Regions from separate parts of the Mus musculus genome. Here region 1 is linked to region 2. A link is a loop called in an ENCODE intact Hi-C map of the cell type or tissue named here. Cell type or tissue: heart. All regions are shown on one strand.

Region 1 (8,000 bases), 510 kb after region 2:
TTAAGATCAGGTCTTAAGAAATGAGATAAAAGGTGATAGCAGAGGTGATGTTGACCTCTGGTCTCCATAAGAACACCAACAGGCAAATGCATCCTCCTGACACACACACACATGAATATGCATACACATGCAGATACACACTAATAATAATGATAAATGAAATAAGCAGAAAATATATTAAAAAATGAATTTAGGAGGGTGGCATCATGACGTGGTGACACCATTTGAGAAAGACCTTTTGCTTACACACTCTTGCCTTCTTAACTGGATATGCTAGTTCAACAGGAAGGCTCTCCACTCTCTGTTCTCCTATCCCCCATGGTCTGGGCTGCATTTGTCTCCAGTGTAATGAGCCTCACTTGGGGAACTTTAAGTTCCCCAAGCATCATTCAGGAGCCTGGAGGAGAGACCACACACAGACCTTCACTCCCAGACACTTTTCTTTTTCCTTTTTCATATTGAAGGGGGAAAAAAAAAAGCTCTGCCTTCTAATAAAGGAGAATAAAATCGACATTCATCACACATATCTAAATGTGGACTATGTGATACTTTCATGATGTTTTATTCTGTTGTTCCCATCTGAATCCTAAGAGGTGGTTTGATATCCCAAATCTCTAAATTCTAATATCTCAAATGGCCAATCCAAACCCATATTCAATTATATTCCCCTAGCTCCCATTGAACCAGGAGGAATTCTCTGGAGGGTGGTGTTATTTGAATAACTGTTTCTCAGAACTGTTTCACTGGAAATGCTGACCAGAGCCCCCTGAGAAGAGGCACATGTGTGGGACCACGTGGCTGCCTAGGGCTCCTGCCAGTATTCAGTAATTACATAGTATTGCATTTCTTTTAAAGCCAAGTTGTCCGTGCAGGAAAAAGATGGTTAAAAAAAAATTACATCAATAGAAACTGAGTGGAGTGGATATGACTTTTCAAAAGGAAACTCATACATTTTACCCCCTAGTAAACACAAGGGCAGTTTCTTCTATTCAAACCAAGCAGGGCATTAACCCCAACAAAGCTTATGGTTTCAAGTGGCAGAGACCACAGACCATTGCGTCCAGAAGCCAACTGTAAACAGAATGCTCCAATACAGTGTAAACTCCTCTAGCCCACTTCAACCCATCTACAGTTTGAGCATCAGCTTTGCCTGCTGGGTGTCATGTGCATGAACCCAGCTGAGGAGCTCATGACGCCGTGGTATGAAGTCTGCAGGCACTCACAACATACATGTGGCACTGATGAATCCTGCTAAGAGACCCTGGGAACAGGAGGTAACTGTTTATTAATGGGGCATCTTTAGCCATGCAACCCCTGTACTCTTTAATCACCTCCTCTGCAAGATGTGGGTGCTAGTGGCACCAGATGTTTCTTCCCTTACTAGAAGAGAACCAGTGATCTGCTGCACACTGTTCAACACTAAGTTTCAAGGCAGCCATGGCAGTGCCCCTTCTAGGGCACCGCTGTACTTAACACAGTGATCTCTCTGGTGCTCAGCTAGTGTGGGTTCATAGGGAAAACCCATCCGTCAGTCTGCACTGTTTGTATCTGGCCCTCCAGTCTGGCACAACCCCAAGTCTTTCTTCTTTCTTCTTTGCTTCTTGCTTCCTCCCTCCCCCACCTCCTCCTCCTCTCCCTCCTCCTCCTTCTCTTCCTCCTCCTCCTCCATCTCCTTCCTTCTCCCTCTTTTCCTCCTCCTCCTTCTCTTTTCTTCTCCCTCTTTTCCTCCTCCTCCTCCTTCTGCATACATACCCTCAGCATCCCCCACAGCAGCCTCCATTCACAAACTCCCATCTAGACTACAATGAGTCTCCTTGCTTTAGCCCATCCTCAGAAGAAATCACCCTCAGATGTCTAGCTTGGGCATGTCAAAGCTTGTCTAGACCTTCTTTGATTTATGAAGAATATGTTCCTACTAGGGAGGAAACGAGGACTGAAGTGGAGCCCTAAGGGTTCTTTGGAGAATCAGTTGTATTGGATGGTGTTTTGCTGGGGCAAACACATGAAGGAGTCCTTTCCTGAAGTGGACACTGGTGAAAGGCTAAGGCAGACTCGTGAGGGAACGTTTCACTGAAGCAGACACAAGAGACAGGACGTTCTGCTAAAGCAAATTCAAAAGGACACGTGATGAAGGAGTCTTTGCTAACAACACACATGTTGGTCCACCTTACACTGCATAGTTTGAGCTGCATTTGTCAGGACTCTGAGGACTCAAGCTGATTGGATGCTTGTACTGAGGCAAGACCTGTGCTGAGGCCAGGCACGTGGAGGGCATGTTTGGAAGGGATAAATAGAACTCCACCGAGTGAGACAGAGCTTGGCTTGCTGGTACAGCCAGCTGTGCAACACTTGTGAGTCTTGAGTCTTCCCTGATCTTTGCTTCCCTGAGAGGGGCACAGCTAAAAATCGTTCCTGATGTTCCTGTTAGTCCCTCCTGCTGACTCAAGCTGAGACAGGCCTGGCTGTCTCTGTTAGGTTGCTTCACCACTGTTACTAACCTGACACTACCTAACTGGATCTCTGGTATATCCATTGAAGGGTTTTGCGAATGGATCAAGCTGCCATTGCTGACCTGTAAACTGAACTGCCAATTTCCAGACAACACAGACGGGAGTTGCACCAAAGGACCTTTCTAAACAGGTCCACTTCCCCCCCACCCTATCCTTTCTTTTCCACTATGTCTGGTGGGTGGTGAGCTACAAAGGGGGGTTAAAGATTTAAGAACTATCATTAAAAATAGGATTTGAAAAAATTAGAGTTATAGGGGACTGAGGCAAACCAGAGGACTGAATCCCAGGTGAGCTTTCCAATTGGGGCGCATGAGCCACACTAGCAATTACTGTTGGATCATGGGCCTGCCACTTGAAGACACCAGTAACTCTAAACAGCTGGATCCCACAGCTGAAGAAACCGATCATGCCCCCGACCTGTGCCTCTCTCTTTCTGGGACAGCGAATCCAGAAGCCATGTTTTGCTTCCCAGTACCAAATGTTTGGTACTGCCCAGTACCCGGTCACTCAACATCCTTTGTCCCAGACAAGAATCACATGGGGTGGAACTTCTCATCATCTCCTGAAAGGATAGAAAATGCTTTCCTTTGTTTGGGGATTTCGTTGAAGGTTCTCCTCTGGGTTCCTCTACCCCCTACCCTGCTACCCTCCCCATGGTAACTTTTACCTTAAGCTATCCCTCTTAATGAAGCCCCTCTAGAGGTCCTGACGGCAAGCCTCTCTTTCCCATCAAGATTTCCTTATGTTGTCACTGATACTATATTATACTATTATATACTATTATACTATTCCTTTTTAATGCTTTCCCACCTTAAAGCCCAATCCTGCCTCCTCTCCCTCTCTCTCTCTCTCTCTCTCTCTCTCTCTCTCTCTCTCTCTCTCTCTTTCTCTCTCTCTCTCTCTCCAAAGCTCACTTACGAAGAGTAATTTTGTGTCAGCTTTCCCCAAACCAACCACAGTCACACTCATTCTATGACAATTACTTACTACCTCTCTTCTGTCAGAATATGAGCCTAATTTGGTTCGCATCCTGCCCCTGAGTCCTTAAAGGCCACTATCACCTATGGGGGAAAAATATCAAAATTCAAAAAGTTCGAAGTTTCTCTTGAATATTCAATTGTTTTCACCCCCTGTAAAGTGGAATAGTCATAAATCCAACCATGCTAAGTTGGGGGGTGAGTGTGGAGGAGTTTGCACATGCCAGCCACTATGCCTTATGATGTGGCATCTGGCCTAGCCAATGTTGAGTCCTGATGAGAAAGCAAAACCAGACCCTACTTACAGCAAAACCATTTCTATCCATCATATTTGCTTGAATGTGTTTTTGGCCAGGTCTGTGAAACATTCAAGTATAGACAGTTTATAGATCTCTTATATTTCAACCATCATACTCCTGTTCAGTGCTAGAGTTGATTTCTGAATGCATGTGGGTGCTCCCCTTTGAGTGTGTATGTGTGCCCTCGTGTGTGCAAATGCATGTGTGTGCTGGGACATGTGCATGGATATGTGTGCATTGAGAGGCCAGAGGACAACATCAGGAATCGTCTTCAGTTGCCCATTCGCCTTCTCTGAAATGAGGCTCTCTCTGGTCTGGATCTCACACTTAGAGTGGCTAGCTAGGCAGCCCCAAGGAAACTCCTGTCTCTGCTTCCCCAGCCTTAGGATTGCAAGTTCTCCTCCACACCACCCATATGTGGTCAACACACTAAACCCAGTCCTCATGTGTCTGGGACAGGCAAGAGCTTGACCAGCTGAGCCATCCCCTGCCAGACAGACCTCAGGTCTGGTTTTTATAACATGTGGAAGAAAGCATTCTGGACCCGATTTCACAGATGTGACCTGTGGTCGGGTGACTTCCACCAGGTCATAATTGTAGTGCGTGTGGCACTGAGACAACAACTCAGATCACCTGTGCCAAATCGAACGTGGTCTTGGCAAAAGGGAAGTGATTTTTAAAGACCTTAAAAGGGTTGTGACAGTACAAACTTGCCATCTCAACATCTGTGAGGCTGAAGCAAGAAGACCCTGAGTGATGAAGCCAGGGTGGCTACATGGCAAGCCCTAGGGCGGCAGGAACTATATAGTCAGACTCTATCTCAAAAATAAATAAAGTAATTACTATACGTAACCGACAATGGCCGTGCACTCCAACTCAAGGGAGCTCCAGTCTTGGGGGGAGAGGATCTATAGAGTCTTCATTATGGGTGACGAATTGAATTCACCTTTGATTGAGCTCAATGGAGAAAGGCATGCCTCAGTGAGCACAACCCTGTGAGCAGCTGGGGGGAAGCCCTGACCAGTCTCACTTCCTTCCACCAACAGCTCTCTCCCCCACATTCTTCTCAGCATTGTCTCCACTTCCCTGTAACTCACTTATGAGTCAAGTGCAGGCAAGGCCAGCTGCAGACACGCTCTGTTGGCTCCCTGTGCGCCACAGCCTCTGTGCAGGTCTCCAGCACAACACGGCTCTCCTCCAAGGCCCAAAGGAGGCCAGGCTCTGCAGGCCAACAAGTCACAGGGGACCTCCAGAGCCACCTGTTATTGTGACCATATGCTGCCTAGTCACTTTGTTTTGATCAGAGTGTTCCAAAAAGGAAATAAAGCCTACCTTTTTTTTAAGGCCACTTGTCCAGCCCCTTTAAATATTCAGGATTCATTGTTGTTAGATTCACTGGAGACATGAATGAACAACACACTGCCTGCAGTCAGTGTGGTCTCCCGGGTAGGGAGGAAACGTCTGGGTTTGTTGGCAACTTTTCCTGTCAGCTAGGACAAGGTGTCAAATACAGAATTCACACTTAAGAGGAATGACACAATAAAGCTTAAAATATATATATTATTTACATTTTTAGGGGGTAAAATTATCCTAGGGTACATATGATCTATGGGCTGTGGATTGGCGATGCAGAGGCTTTCTATGTAGTGAAAATGAAATAAATATATATAATATGTACAACATCTTATATACTATATATTTATAAAATATTTTAAATAATATTTAAATATCAATAATATAATATATAAATGTATTTGTTTATCTTGGTATAAAATGTATTTATAATATGTAATTTTATATATTATTTAAAATATATAGTTTATAATATATAGTTATATGATATAATAGTTATAATATATAATATATGTTTACATCTAATCATATGTGCTAAAAATAGAGTAAAAGAAAAACAAAACAAATGAATTTATATGAGCAAGTGTACTACAGACATCTCAGTACATCCAGGAATGGTGGCGTCATATAATGAGCTGTATCCGTCCTCCACCCCAAAATGTGCTGGGATCGTAGTCCCTAGTGCCTGAGAAATTAATTTTATTTGAAAATAAGGATCTACAGAGGTGATGAACGTAAAGCCCTGCCGTGGAAGGGTGCCTATGCCCATAGTTAGTGTCCTTAAAAAGGAAGACCTCACATGAAGAGAAAAGCAGACCTCCTCATGGCAAGTAGCATCAGAGATGTCTGCAGCCTTGCTCAGCCTTGATGGGGAAGCTCGGGCCCTAGGGCAAGGAGACCATACACTTCTGTTGTTTCAAACCACCCTGTTAACCCCGTTAGTAGTATTTTATTTTAGTTAGTAGCAGTATGGTTTCCTGGGAACAGCTCCCCTCATTTAGATCTTCCCATCCAAGGCTTCTTCAGTTTGGGTTTAGCTGACTCCCTCCTCCTCCTCCTCCTCCTCCTCCTCCTCCTCCTCCTCTTCTTCCTCCTCCTCTTCCTCCCCCTCCTCCTCCTCTTCCTCCTCCTCCTCCTCCTCCTCCTCCTTCTCTTCCTCTTCCTCCCCCTCTTTCTCCTCCTCCTCCTCTTCTTCCTCCTCCTCCTTCTCTTCCTCTTCCTCCCCCTCTTTCTCCTCATCTTCCTCCTACTCTTCCTACTCTTCCTCCTCCTCTTCCTGCTCCTTCTCTTCTTCCTCCTCCTCCTCTTCCTCCTCTTCTTTCTCTTCCTCCTCCTCCTCTTCCTGCTCCTCCTCCTCCTCCTCTTCCTGCTCCTCCTCCTCCTCACCATCCAGGCCTGCACTGATGTTGTGGCTACCCAGAATCCCTTCCTCCATCACTCTACAGAATTACCTTGGTGATTTTTTTCTGCTCTAAAATGGATGTCTGCAGATTTGATGTCTCCCTCACAGTGAACGGAAGCGCCCGAGAGTAAAGTAAACACTTTGACCTAATCACAGTCATGGATGTCAGTAGGAATCAAATACTCATTTCTTGGTTAAGAACACAAACAAAAATGAATTAAATTGAAAATGAGAAATCTCATTCATATTTTTTTCAATGGATAAATATTCAGTAAATACTTTTTAAATAATTTTTTCATACAACATATTCTGATCATGGTTCCCCACCCTCATCTCCTCCCAGATCCTCAAACTTCATGTCTTCTTCCTCTATCTCTTTAGAAACACATCAGAATAAAACAAAGAGAAGAAAAAAAGAGCACAATAACCCATAAATACAAAATGGAAGCCATGGTAACAAGAAAAAAAATCCCAAACACCACATTATAAAACAAAAAATCTCCAATACCACCATTAGTTTGTTTTGTGCTGGTCATCTACTTGCTGACTCCCTCATGGTGCCTGCCTCTCTGTGTGGTTTGTGTACCCAGGAAGACTCCACTGGAGAAAACTAACCTATCATTGGAGAGAACTAATCTTCCTTTGTGAATGATTCGCAAATGGAGAAAGTCTCTGGGTTAGGGATAGTGTCGTGTGTCCATGCCCCCTTCTCAGTGTTGGGACACATCTGGCTTAAACCTGTGCAGTCCCTGTGCATGCTGCTACCGTCTCTGTGACTTCTTATGCGTATCAGTCCTCTTGTGTCTGGAAAGCAATGTTTCCTTGCTGTCTTCCACCCTCACTGGCTCCGCCTCCTCCTCCACCACCATCACCTCCTCTTCCTCCTCTTCCTCCACTTCTTCCTCCTCTTCCTCCTCTTCCTCCACTTCTTCCTCCTCTTCCTCTTCTTCCTCCACTTCTTCCTCCTCTTCCTCCTCTTCCTCCACTTCTTCCTCCTCTTCCTCCTTTCCTCCTCCTTCCTCCTTCTCTTCCTTCTTCTCCTTTTAAATGTATTCTTCTCTCATATATTACATCCCAACAGCAGTTTTCCCTCCCCACTCTGCTCCCCTCAGCCTCCCTTTCCCCCACTTTGCCTCCCCTCAGAAAAGAGCAGACCTCCCAGGGACATCAATCAAACATGACATAAGAAGCTACAAGAGACCAGGCACATACCATCATAGGTACCAACATACATCAAGGCTGGACAGGGCAACCCAGGAGGAGAAGGGTCTCAAAGGCAGGCAAAAGAGTCAGAGATGGTTTCCACTCCTACGGTTCTGATTTCCAAAAGAACAACAAGCTACTCAGCCATAACGTATATGCAAAGGACCAAGGTCAGACCCCTAACAGGCTCCCTGGTCTCTGCAAGTTCCCATGAGTCCCAGTCAGTTGATTCTGTGGGCCATGTTCTCCTGGTGTG
Region 2 (8,000 bases):
AAGCCCTTTGGAGCTCACAACTTGCCTTCCTGTAGCCCGTGTGACAGACTTGAAACAATATTCTTCAGTATTTCTTCTGTGGTGGTGTTTATACCTCTATTGGGGACCTCTGGAATGGAGACATTTGATCTGCCTTGTAGGGAAAGTTTATAACCTGCTCTACTGATTTTTTTTTTTCAGGGGCTAAGAGCTAAGGATTTTCTTTGTCCCCCTGAGGAGACTTTGCACTCGGACTTTTCAGTGTTGGAGCCGTCAGGACTCTGGGTACGTTTAGAGATGGACTGGCTTGGAGAGGAACTTTCAAGGGAGGCAGATGCTAAGGAGGTGCCATTGAGTATCTCCCTGTTTACCATGTGCTGTTAATTACCACAGGTGGTGCTTGGAGACCATAGGCCTTTAAATCATACCTAGTAGAAGGAGCCAAGTGCCTCTGAAGAGAGTCTAGGGACCCTGGCTGCTTCTTCTGTTGTATGCTTCCACCATGGTGTGTTATGGGATGTGACCAAATGCCCAGAGCAAGAACACTACAGAACCATTCATGGAAGCCTCTGGAAACACCACCCGGAATAAGCCCCTCCTCCTTCCTGCAAGTTGGTTTATCTCGGGTATTTGTAACAGAGACCACAGATAAAGAGAAGAGCTATGAGCGACAGCTGGCAATTTTATCAATAAAGGATGGAATCGTTGGGGAAAATCCAACTGTGAGTTAGAGTAGCCTCATGCTACCTGGAAAGGCAAGATGACCAAGGAGCAGCAGATCCATCCTATTGGCTTATACAGAAATTCATTCTGCACCGGATGCCGTGAGCATCGGATTCAGCAGGGTGCGCACAGGGAATTCCTCATCTAGAACAAGGAGGCCATTTAGTGAGTTGGAATTAGTGGAAGGTGTTAGTCTCTTGGAAGCCAATGCCTGGATACCCTCGGGGAGATTTCCAAACCCTTATTCCCTTAGGATCAAAGTTAAGAAAACCTGTTTGGATGAAGATAAGGTTCTTAGTGAAGACCAAGAGATACAAGGGACGATTGGAGGGCTACCCAAATAAGTTCTTTAAGAGGACAGAACTGGGGTCTCAAAATTGGCCCCACCACCACGGGCATCTGCTGAGGCAGGTGGCTCGGGAGCCCCCAGTGTTTAGGTTCCCCTTGAGGGCGCTCTGGTGTCTATAGATGTGCTTAAGAACAAGAGTTGTCTTCAACACGTAGAACTCTGGCCCATTCACTTGCAGGAACTCCGGAGTGAGCGTTGCCCGGTGGAGGAGTGAACTTGGTGCACTGCTCCGACCCAGCTGAGCTTGGAGGGAAGCCCAGCCTCAAGCTAGCGGCATTGCTCTTGACCAAGTGCAACCGCTTCAGCCTGTGACTCTGGTATGGGCATCTCTGAGCCGTGCTCCTTGATGAGAGCGTGGGTGCCACGCTGCAGCAATGAAGGTAACTGACTGACGGGCCCTTCTGAGGCTCGGCCCCAACAGCAAGGCTGGAAAGACTGTGTCTAGGAAACATCTGGGCGTTGTCAGGATATGCAGCGGCACTTACAAAAGAGAACAGAACAAAAGAGCGCATACACTTTTAGGTATTTCTACCAATCTTTTTATTTTTTTAGTTATTTGCTGTTTTTTAATAGAAGAGGAAATTTTAGCAGGACTAAGCTTCATGCAATATTTTCTTCCTTAGTTATTTAAACTTTTTTTTTTTTTAACTTACAGAAATCCTTCCAATTACAGATCAAAGCACACGAAAAGAAACACTTCTAGAATCAAAACCAGGGTTAAGGGTAGGTAGAGGACGAAGGACTCTGTGGTTTGTTCAGCCTAGAGGAATGAAGGAAATGATATTTCAAAGTGAAGACTGAAGGGCAGAGCTCATCACCGTGGGACATAAATATGATATATTGTACAGTGAGGAGGAGGAGGATGCTGAGGTCAGGATAGAGCCACGTTGTGCCTCAACCATATACATCTCCAGTCAGGAAATCCTGCTTCGTGACAGCAGGAAATTCAAGAGCACTGGGAGGTTCCAACCTCAGTCCCAACTTCTCTGTGGTGCGAAGGGGGGTTGGGGGGTGGTGGCTATCACGCTGGGCAAAGGAAGCTCTGTGTATTCCAGGGAGAAGAAGGGAGGAAATTAGTTACCCAAAACAACTAGGTTCAGAGGCTCTGCTGCAGGGAGAAAAGCCCCCACATCCCACGAGATTTCAGGAAGCCGGTCCAGCCCTACTTAGCAGCATGAATAGGCAGAGGAAAGAATGTGAAGGCAGATAAAGAGGGCTGCCACAGCCCCAGCTGGGCCTGTTTAAATAAGTCTGGCATCGAATGGAAGATGAACAGGGAGGACTGGGGAAAGGCATGTGGCTCTTCACAATAGTGCCCCCCCCTCCGAACCTCCCCGCCCCGCAGCATTTTTTCTGAGTGGGCAGGGAGTAAGGAGTTGGTCCAGGGGTTAGATGACCCCACCCCACTAGGATGGTGGATCGGATGACCCGTTCACGATGAACCTGTAGCCTTCAACTTTGTGATAGTGACATTTCAAACAGTGAAAGTGAGAGTGGTTTCTGAAAGTGCTCTCAGGAAGATCCACTCTCTGCCCTCTCTGCCCGCTGACTTAAGGACTCCACATTCTGGAGGTGACACTGAACTTGACACTCATGACTATGCTGTCCACTTGTTGTTGGAATCAAGCAGACGCTTTTACGAGTTGATACATTTCTATAATGCCTCTGTGGCAAACAGAAGACTGGTGGAAACCATCTCCCATTCATAATTTACCAACTGCATGTTCTGAAGAAACCATTGTATTTAGAAGGCACACAATGACTGCGACATTTAACGTTATTCATCATGATGCGCGAACCCCAACAGATCGTTTACTGGAAAGTATTTTGAGAAATTTACAGATGGGAAATGGCAGGCACCACAAGTCTGCTGGGTCTCTGCCCATTCTTTTCAAAGGTAGGAAATGTCCCTTTTCTTTGTGATATTGGCTCACCACTCTGTGAACCGGAGTGAGTAGACTGGGTCAAAGGTGAAGGGAGCGGAGCGAGCAAAAGTGTGTGGGTGATTACTGCACACGGGCCTCCTTCCAGGCAAGGTGGTCAGGTTGATCTCAGCACAGTACTCTCCCTCTCTCTGCCAAGAGGATGCGGTTAATTGGATTGGCAGATGTGGGAGGAACTGACGCTAGCAGATCATTTAACCAAATGCTTTAGTGTTTAACTGGATTCTCTATCAAGTGGTGTGCATCTACGCGTGCAGTCATTCTCACAACAAGCTTATAAGGGTTAGCCCATTTTACAGAAGAGAAACCTCCCAGCAATTTTGCTTTAGGACACAGAGGTATTAAGACACATAGTAAGATTTATAGCAAATGCCTGACTTAGTTCCCCCCTTTAGATTTTAAAATATATTTACTTAAGGTTATTCATCCATGGGCATATATTCATTTAAAGATGGGATTGGCAGTCCGTAGGTAAGCTTCCCGTGGAATTCCTTGTGTTGGGGAGGGAACTGGAGAGAAGGTGCATTTATGTGGACTCTTCTCAAAGTGCCACGCCCAGCGTTTTCTCCCACCGCAGTGGCTCTTCTAAAGACCATACAGATTGAAAATCCTACTGCTCCTTCTATCTTTACCTGGTCCCTTCAGATGGTCCTGGGTAAAACTTTATTTCAGCTCTCACTGTGAATACTCAGGATTGTGAACCCTTCAAAGCAGAAAATCCCACCATCAGGAAAATTATATTTGATGTTTGCTCCTGTTTGGACCACCCTGTGGCTGCCACTGCCTCTGCTGATGTCATCATCATCATCATCATCATCATCCTCTTGTGACCTGTGTAGGACCTGTGCTTCTGGAGCCATTCCAGAGATGGGAGGTGGTGATGACGATGTCTTGGAAACCTCTGGTCAGAAGCTTGGCTTTATATAGAGTGTGGCCAGATGGCTTTGTCATCTGCCTTATCCACAAGTCTCCATTTGATAGGAATTCTGTGAAGTATAAGCCAAAAGGAAATTCAGATTAACTCTGCAGATAGTCAACAGAGAGAGAGACAGACAGACAGGCAGACAGACAGAGACAGAGAGACAGAGAGAGAGACAGAGACAGACAGACACACACATAGAGGGAGAGACAGAGATAGACACACAGACTGAGAGACAGAGAGAAACAGACAGACAGACAGACAGACACAGGGGTAGGGAATGCAAGGATGCTGTGAAGGTTAAGAGAATGGACGTACACCTGGCACTGAACGGTGTCTGGCAGCATTACATGTCGGCTGTTATTGTCACTGATGTTTTAATGTGTTGCTTTCTGAAGATTTGGCTGTAAATAATTAAAGGACATGTGATCTAAAAAGATGTCTTAAAGTCCCATTTACTGAGCCATTTTTCTTTGTCATTCTTTTCTCTTACGTCCTTATTCTCTCCGTCCTTACAAAGGTAGTTTCTTCAGTCAGCAAAGATACTCTCATGCAGAGGACAAATAACGTGTCCACGCTTGGGGCCACTGATTTTAAAATGTGACATTATAAACCGGTAATGTTCACTATCAAATACTCAGGGATACCAGAGAATGAGTAGCAAAAGCCAGCCATTTGTAGTGATGCAGTTTTGAGGGGCAAAAATCAGAATGCCTTGAAGAAGTGAAGGTAGTCAGCGGGGCCTGTGAAATATCACCACGCAGATGCATTGTACGAACAGAACTGATAGAACACTGAGGTATTTCTGAGAACCACACAGTCTTTCTTGGCTCTAGGTGAGGTTAACTTGGGTGTGGGAGAAGTAAGCTCCCAGCAATATGACCGAGCCAACGCCAACACCACCCTGAGTGAGTGGCTTCTGGGCACTTGTCTCCTGGATTTGAAGAATGAAATTCTCAGAGCACAGTGGGCGAGTTTTAGAAAGATGCACCTTATTGTAAGGATCTTCAAAGCAAAAAGTCAGAGCTCTGGTGCATAAGAGGGGTCTCCGGGAGTGGGTGCCACTCAAGTGCCACTGTCCTGGACTTAACAAGGCTTTACCTGATGAAGAAATGGAGCCATCATGAACTGTCCAGTTTCCACACTAGGTGGCCAGGTCTTCAGTATGGTTTCCAGGAGCGAGGTACCCATCTAAGGAAGAAAGACAAAGAAAAGCCAGACCTTCCTCCTGGCATCTCTGGCCTCCAGTAAGCATAAAGCTACCAACATGGGCCCAAGAGCTTTTCTGGATTTCAGTTAACAGAAAAACAAAAAACAAAAACAAAACAAAACTAAAACTATTTCCTTTGGGCTCTTTTACCCTAAAGCTGCCTAGCCAATTTTTATCTCCCCTTCTTATCAATAAGCAGAAGGGGCAGAAAGACCATTTACAAAGAAGTAATGGCAATGTCCTCTCAAATTAAAACTGACATTTGTTTTGTCCCCTCCTGTCCTACTGTAACGTCTCTTAATCCTTATGTTTCTACTTCTTGCTATTGATTTTAAGAAATGTTTGACTTGAAGATGTAAAAGTCACAGTGGCAAGGTTGGGTCAAAATGTTCATTTGTTAGAGATGTAAGTACTTTGCATATAACTTTAAATTCACACTGCGACCATTCTCTACCTCTTTGGTGGCATCTTTAAGGGGATTGATTTTGTGTGTGAGAGTGAAGGAAACAGAAATTTGCATGAGAGTTGTGTGGGAATGGACCAATGCCCTGTTTCACAATAGTGGTTTTTTTTAATTATTCAGGGTTGTTTGTACATGTGATGAGTTGTTGAATCTTTATAATTCTTCATCACCAAACTCATTGTTCAGCTGCCTAATCTCATTAATAGATTATTTCTACAGAGTGGCTTATTTGTATATGTGTGTGTGTCTCTGTGTGTGTGTGTGTCTGTGTGTATGTGTGTGTGTGCGTATGTACACCAAGCAAATGCTCTATCACTGAGTCACATCCCCAGCTATTCTCATTTGGTCTTAAGTGTGCATTACCTGACGCTACCAAGAGTATTTGTTCTTGCAAGTTTGGACAAGAGAATTTAGAGTCTTATCCCTCCAAGGCACAGACACTGGAAAATACTGTTTTGTTAATTCTTTTAGGTCCATATCCAGTCTCTCCTGGAAACTTGATTTTCACTTCCTTTTTTAATCAGCTGCTCTGTAAAAATATTCATGTTTCCCTTGCTTTTGCCACAGAGAGGGCCTGCACAGCTGTTCCTTCCCTGTTATCTTGCTCTGACGTGTTTTCCACAATGCAATGCTAGAAAAATTCTACACAATCTCTGTGAAAGGATTAGAGAATAAGCATGTGAAAAGTTGTAATTTTAAAAATCTTTTCTTCTCTTAAAATCTTTGTAACTAAAAATGGAGATGTTGGTTGGTTGGTTGATGTAGTTTTCAATCATAGAGAAAGGTTGAAGTTATAAACAAAAGATATGGAAGAGTCTATTTTGAGGAGAATGGTTTAAAAAAGAGAAAGTGAGGAGGGGAGGAAAGGCAAAGGAAGAGAAGGGAAGGGAAGAGAGAAGAAAGGAGGGGAGAGGAGGGGAGGGGAAGAGAGAGGAGGGGAGGGGAAAAGAGGGGAGGGGAGGGGAGGGGAGGAGGGGAGGGGAGAAAGAGCCCAGCGGCTTGTTCATCAGTGAGTCTATCTGAGAACAGTTGAAGCACACATGACAGCTGACATTGGATCGGACTAGCTGTAGTTTCTGTATTGTACTAGACTTGCAAGATTCTACCATTTTCCTACATATTTTGAGCATCACTACTCATCTACCCATCACTTAAATAACTTGGTCATTATGGCTAACCAACTTGAAAGAAGTCTTGAATTTTTCCCCATAGCCAATTAGCCAAGTTATTTTCATATATCCAAAGTATTTCTTGGGTATATGGATATAAAGTATTTCATGCCTCTTTTTTTAAAAAAAATTTACTTTGTTGACTAATTGACTTTGTACTGGCATTTCTTCTTACCCAAATAGTTAACTTACGAATGGGACTCTCTGGCTCATATAGTTTATATTATTGCTAAGTCAATGCTTATATGCTAAGAGTAAATGGAGCTGTTATGTAATATAGCCAGGCTGGTTTGTCATGGTTTCAAGAGAACTGAGATCTTTTCTTAAGACATGAAAACTCGAGTGTGTGGGATCAATAAACCATTCCAGAACTCATCAACAGCATACAAGAATCTCACTTCAATACAGTGCCTTTTATCAAGATGGCTATGTGCCTCTTCATCTGAAAAGCACTGGGCTAGAGTTAGACTTACTTATATTAGCTTGTGATTTCCGTACATACTTTTTAATCATATGAATAGAACACAGCCACTTCTAGTTGTTTTTGTTTTGTTTTTCTCTTTTGCTTCAAGCACCAGGCCCTTGTTAAATCTACCTTTATACTGACATACATAACCAATTTTTACATGATAAACTTTAACATGATAACAAAACCAACAGATGATAAACTTAGAAGTAAAAGGCTGGCAAGGGTTGATTGTACCAGGAGTAAGTGCAATGACTGTGCTAAATGATAGGAAAATACCCAAGCTCACAAGGAAAGCCACTGTTTCCTAGGAGCTCCAAATTCTGAAATCACAAGTGATTTAACAGTCATTTGGTGATAACAGATTGGAAGATCTCTTGCTTTGGACATATGGTGCTTCTTGTTTTGGTCTATTGAAGCATTGGTCAATTTGTATTGAAATGTTTGGCTATGTATCAGTTGCCCAAGCTAGAATATGACTCTCATAAGCAAAACTTCTACTTTTTTTTTCTTGTACCCTTAGCACTTACACCAATGTGGGCATAGAGAAACTGCTCAGTAAATTCTGCCCCAGCCAGCTCTGGCTGTGGTGACCACATACTATGCACTGGGTGACTTCAACAGCAGAACTGTATTTTCCCACATAGCTGGAGGCTTGATGGCTCAGTTTAAGAAACATGTCAGCCAGTCTAGTGTCTACTAGGGCTTGCTCCCTAGATGTGGGTAGATTCTTCTTGCTAATCCTGCAAAACAGATAAGAGTTAGTCGGAGGAGATAGA

The links. Peaks named below come from ENCODE experiments on the same cell type or tissue, not always from the same donor. Only the 100,000 strongest peaks of a DNase experiment are listed, where the experiment ranks them.
Region 1: it touches region 2 in a loop (2.1-fold over the local background); 3 of 42 quality-filtered maps call a loop at or near these places.

What each region holds. Positions count from the first base shown.
Region 1 is chr3:52,440,985-52,448,984 of GRCm38, reverse strand. No RefSeq gene overlaps it. Among named protein-coding and RNA genes, the nearest start is that of Gm38537, 22 kb to the left of the region's middle. In heart, no CTCF peak of the experiment used is centred here; a DNase peak (open chromatin) is centred at 4,944.
Region 2 is chr3:52,949,912-52,957,911 of GRCm38, reverse strand. It overlaps Gm30351 (a long non-coding RNA gene), which reads right to left. Exons shown (of 5, transcript XR_375652.4): 3 at 7,752-7,964; 4 at 5,015-5,104; 5 at 3,413-3,980. Gm30402 (a long non-coding RNA gene) reads left to right here and starts at 20. Exons shown (of 3, transcript XR_867282.1): 1 at 20-264; 2 at 373-1,573; 3 at 1,707-1,736. In heart, no CTCF peak of the experiment used is centred here; DNase peaks (open chromatin) are centred at 2,081, 3,071 and 3,861; H3K27ac peaks cover 3,372 bases.